Linked DNA regions of Homo sapiens: region 2 is linked to region 1. A link is a contact called in ENCODE Hi-C data. All regions are on one chromosome and are shown on one strand. The core of a region is the stretch at or near the end of the contact, and the rest is flanking DNA. Distances in the headings are between cores, read along the strand shown.

Evidence for each region. A loop is a pair of places that touch in the nucleus more often than their neighbours do. Pooled maps may share reads with other maps.
Region 2: a map of PC-3 shows a loop between it and region 1 (4-fold over the local background). The contact joins two enhancer-like sites. A Hi-C loop is called at or near these places in 17 of 168 maps with a recorded cell type or tissue (CD8-positive, alpha-beta T cell, GM12878, PC-3 and 5 more) and 12 of 50 pooled maps.

Annotation. Positions count from the first base shown.
Region 1 is chr18:22,249,399-22,252,077 of GRCh38, reverse strand. All of the region lies in intron 1 of LOC105372018 (a long non-coding RNA gene), which reads left to right. Among named protein-coding and RNA genes, the nearest start is that of GATA6, 81 kb to the right of the region's middle. Within about 2 kb of position 1,322, at least 3 of the 41 ENCODE cell types and tissues checked have a DNase peak (open chromatin) inside an H3K27ac peak, as active enhancers do.
Region 2 is chr18:22,561,978-22,564,656 of GRCh38, reverse strand. All of the region lies in intron 2 of LOC124904265 (a long non-coding RNA gene), which reads right to left. Among named protein-coding and RNA genes, the nearest start is that of CTAGE1, 150 kb to the right of the region's middle. Within about 2 kb of position 1,381, at least 5 of the 41 ENCODE cell types and tissues checked have a DNase peak (open chromatin) inside an H3K27ac peak, as active enhancers do.

The sequences.
Region 1 (2,679 bases), core at 73-2,572:
TTACATAGGTAAATGTGTGCCATGATGGTTTGCTGCACCTAGCAATCCATCACCTAGGTATTGAGTCCAGCATGCATTAGCTATTTTTCCTAATTAAGCAAGCTTCTTAATAATCTATGTAAGGCTCTGTTTTATCAACTGTAAAAGGTCCATAATAATATAACTTACCTAATTCATTTTTCAAACACATATTTATGTGCCATGCACAATTTTAGTTACTGAAGACAAACAATGAACGAAAGAAGCAAAAAGTCCCTACTCTCATGCAGCTTTCATTCTAGAGGAATTATAGTGAGATGAAGCTAGATAAGGCATAAAGAGAGCTCAGCCCGGCACATAATAAGCACTAAATAAATGTTTCCTTGATGGATTATTAAACCAATAAATAAGTGGATAAATGAAAAATGTGAGAATTGTGGACAAGCCTTTCAAGGTGAAAGCACAGCCTTTATCCTGTTGATGCTCTGGAAATATTTATCCACTCTGAGAGTATTTCCTGCAACCTTTTTGTAGGGAGTACAGTAATTCACTTCTAAAGACTGGAAATTAAAGAAAGATTGTATTCTGATATTTAAATTAAAAGTCACACCCAAAGCAAGAAAAGGAAGACTTATTCTTCAGGTTGGTAGACATAAATCTTTCACCCTTGAAGCCCAGGGTTTTGGGGAGAAACACAGCACAGTATTTCTGATCTAGTGTTTTTTGAGATGAGTGCTGGAGCCAAGAAATTAGAAAATCCTCTTCCATCTCACGTGCAAGCGGAGAGAATCTAGGACATTTTGTTGATGTTGTTTTTCTCTAGAGACAGGGTCTCACTCTGTTGCCCAGGCTGGTCCCAAACTCCTGAGCTCAAGTGATCCTTGGCCTCCCAAAGTGCTGGGATTACAGTGTCGAGCCCCCGCACCCTGCCAAGGGCGTTTTGATATCTGCAGTGGTCCTTCTACTTCATCCTGGCCTCTCCCACTGGGGCCCGTTTCCATCTCCAGGATCATCCCTCATCAGTGGGTCTCTCTTTTCATTGACGAAGTGGCCAGGGTGTGGAGAGTCGCCTTCCTTTTAACCAACTCCTTTTCTGGTGCCAACTCCCATTTGGAGGAGAGGCACAAGGAACTATTTGTGCAGGGAGTGGCTCGGCCTTCCCTTTCAGCTCCTGCAGCCACCCCCTCTTCCTCTGATCTTTACCACCTAATTCCCAGCAGCTGGCTTTGTTGCCGCAACAAGTGGTAACTCTTTCTTAATGTAGCGCAGAGGTGTCTGTAGGCAGCCAAGCATGGGACACTGCTGGCCACAGCTGGCTAAATGTGGTTTTAGAGACTTGTTTGTGCCCCTGTGTGACTAATACTTACCTACCGGCTGGCTGGGATGAGACCTCTCTCCTACTCATCTGGAACTTGGCACACGATCCACTGGCTTCCCAGCCACTGCCAAACTCAGTCACAGGCGAGGCAGAGGGACGGGGTTTGGGTGGAACCGCACAGCAGAGCCCCCAGAGGACAGCTGGACGATTAAGCCAGGGGCTCAGAGACATTCGAATGTGTTCCTCTTTGGAGGTTTTACACCCTCCCTGCTGATTGGGGTAGCTTATGGGTGGTCCAGGTAAAACATGGCAAATAGGAAGATGCTTAACATTCTCATCTAGCTCAGCACGTCTTTGTCTATTTGCGAAAGGATACTATGGTTTTAAAAGATTCAGTTTAAATTGGTCAAGAGCTTAGAATGATGTGCAACACATAACGGGCTCTGAAATTGATCAAATAAGTAAATAAATCAATGAGTGAGAGAATGGGTGGACTAAGACACGATGAAGGAACAGGGAGGCAGACAGTCTCTGTATTCTAGGAATTTACGCAGCTGATACCCTCCAATCCCATAAAACTGCTCATGAACAGACCATATAAATTACAGTATATCTGTGTTAGGGAATACAACACCATGTGGCTGTTTAAAAAGATAAGGCATCTGTATACATATGGATATGAAAAATAGCTGAGGTCTACTTTGTGTAAAAAACAAAAGCTGGAGAGAGAACAGTATGGATAACATGCTATCATTTTTGTAGGTAAATTTTTAAAAATATATGTTTGTAAATGCGTAAACTATCTAGAAGATAACGGCATAAATGGTAATAGTGGCTGTGTCTGAAAGGAACAATTGGTGGCTGGGGGTTCAGAGATAGATGAAGACGTTCTTCTCACTGTGTACCCTTTTATACCCTGTATAAAATTTTAAATTTTGCACCTTATATGTGTATTATCTATTCAAAAAAAATAGTAAATTAATTTTTATTAATAAAAAATAAAATTGAAAGACTAAGGTAGATCTGTATCTTCAGAAATAAACAGATATCAGTCATATATTTAAAATGAAAAAGAAGGCCGGGCACAGTGGCTCACGCCTGTAATCCCAGCACTTTGGGAGGCCAAGGCGGGCAGATCACCTGAGGTCAGGAGTTCAAGACCAGCCTGGCCAACATGGCGAAACCCCATCTCTACTAAAAATACAAAAATTAGCTGGGCATGGTGGCGGGCACCTGTAGTCCCAGCTACTCGGGAGGCTGAGGCAGGAGAATCGCCTGAACCCAGGAGATGGAGGTTCTGATGAGCCAAGATTGTACCACTGCACTCCAGCCTGGGTAACAGAGCAAGACTCCGTCTCAAAAAAAAAATAAAATGAAAAAGA
Region 2 (2,679 bases), core at 132-2,631, 310 kb before region 1:
GTGAGTTGAGAGCTCGCCACTGCATCATTCCAGCCTGGGTGACAGAGCGAGACTCTATGGGGAAAAAAAAAAAAGTTAAAATGGTAAATTTTATGTTACTTATTTCTTACAACAAGAAAAATGCTTTTTAACCAAACAGAATATAAACTCTTGTGAACAGGGCTAGGGAACTGATTTTCTCCTAATCACTAAGAAAATTCCACCTGAGAGGCAAGGGCCTAGGAGTTGGAGAGCTGGGCTCCTGTTTGGTGCCAGCTCTGTGGTTAGCTAGCTATGTGAACTCCACTCAACCTTGCCAAGCCTCAGTTTCTTCATCTTTCAAATGAGTAAGAGTGGGGAGGGGCACCGCATATCTCAGTGCTCTGATTTCCATTTAACCACAGATTTAGAACCAAGGTGGCTTGGCTTCAAATATTCAACTCCTCTGCTGGCAAATAAACAGATCTTCGGGAAACTGTACTTGTCTTCCAGAGAAAAGGTTTATTTCAGTAGGTTCTCACAGAGCAAATCTAAGCACCAACAATGTAGAGTTTTGAGAATGCAGAGTATTTCCTGAACACATAATCCTTCCCTCCTTGAAACTGTCTATGATGTAGGAATTCAGTTCCCATCCAGATTTACAGATGTAAATCTTCAGTTACCTAATAAAATGGAGAGAAGAAAATCATGTGATTATATTTTGAATCTAGTAATACTAATGAATTCAAAGCCAGACTTCATTTTAGAGGGCTTTTGTAAAAAGTTCTATTTTCCAATCTAATGCTTGGTGTTGAGTCTTGAAAATTTAAGGTAATGCAAACCCTATCATTTCCACCTCTAAAAATTCTATCAGAGTCTCTAAGAATCTATGTTTAGGCTCCTTACACAGCGGCAAACATGGAAACAATATTTATCGTCCACAACTTTCCTAGGTAGATCAAATTGTTCAACACAGAACTGGCATTCTACTGGCAAGTGCCTGGTTACCAGCTAAATAGTTGGGTACACCCAGTAGACCTGCAGATAGAGAAAGCTTTCAAGACCAGTCTGGATACAAACAATATCTGGGAATCAATTGCCTAGGACTATCTCAATGGTAGGAGAAGTCTGCCTCAAGGAAATGTGTATTGTTCTTGAAAATGCCAGACACCAGTAGGAAACACAAACACAGACTCAAAAGAAGCAGGGAATGGCAGACTGAATAAACAGCACGTGCGCACCCATTTTCCTAGGAAATATGTGTCCAAGACTGAAGAGTTGTGGTGCAGTCTTATCTGTCATTTACGTCTTAAAGATAGGTGAGTCTTGGATAATATCGTGCTTGTGCCCCACAGGAGGCTGCCAACTATTATCATAGATCATCCACTAGAGGGTGACAACCACATATGCTTAGGGATGGATGACTGTAGACACAGTGCACATTCCACAGTCCTGAGAAGAGTTTCTTGAAGCTCATCCGCCTAAGTGGTTGGACTTTCACTTTGGAGTCGCCCATAAAAAGGAGAGAGGGAAACTATACATCTTTTCCATACTTATGGCCTAGGTTGTCTCTCCTTTTCAGACTTAGTTAAGAAAAAATTAAATATATATACGAATTTTTTGTAAGTAGAAGGAACACCTCCTATCACATTAAATAGGAGGTGAGTATCTCTAACAGTTGGGAGAAGGACATGCTGAGATTTTTTCCTATTACTATTATGGATCTTTGGGACAGTTTCAGTAAGTACTTTCAGGGGGTACTTGGTTTTTCCAACTTGAAAATGGGGGCTATTCATTATAAATCTTAGAGCAAAATTCTGATAGCAAAGTAGATAGAGGAATATAGAACCTTTTATTAGAAGGTTTTTGTGTCTTTCTAGGATAATTATTACAAGTAGTATCAATATATACCAACTAATATGCATGAGATAAGATGGCGGGTCTGAGTCTTGGTTGGGATGTGGGTCTGGAATCTTGGATTATGGACATAAGAAATATTATGAACACTTAATGAACACCTAGGCAGCAGGCTCAAGCCCAAGCACACACCACAGTAGCTTTCGAATAGTTTGGATGTATTCTAATTTGTATTTCTCCCCAGCTACTTTTGTGGGTAGTCATTTAGGCAGCCCTTCATAGAGTTCTGGGTCTTTTCCTTAACTTTCCACAAAAATGTTTCAGCTTTAGGAAGAGGTTTTGGGAAACCAGAATGTTTCCATTACTGTACGGTTAAACCTTTTGTTCACTACTTAGACAAATATACTGAGCACTCATTTTTGTTTTTTTTTTAAGAGACAGTAGCTTTTATAACAGGCTCGAACATAAGCTCCTGTGAACTATGTACATAGTAAGTCCTCCGTAGCTGTTGCATATATAATCCATGGTTAGTATAAAATTATCGTAATTTTAAATAAGACAAGCCATAGTTCTATGAGTGATATAATTTTAAATAAGACAAGCCATCGTTCTTTGAGTGATGTGTTTGAGTGATGCTTCTTGATACTTCTTTCAGCTTAAACATAGAAATCATGATCACACCACTGCACTCCAGCCTGGGTAACAGCGAGACTCTGTCTCAAAAAAATAAAAATTAAAACTAAAATAAACATAGAAACCAGATTTTCTTTGGTTTCCTCTGTCGGTGACTTTGGCTGGTTCTCTTTTGCATGTTCGTTGATGTTTCTCCTTGCCTTTGTGTTTAGTGTTTTTAGCAGGCGGTGT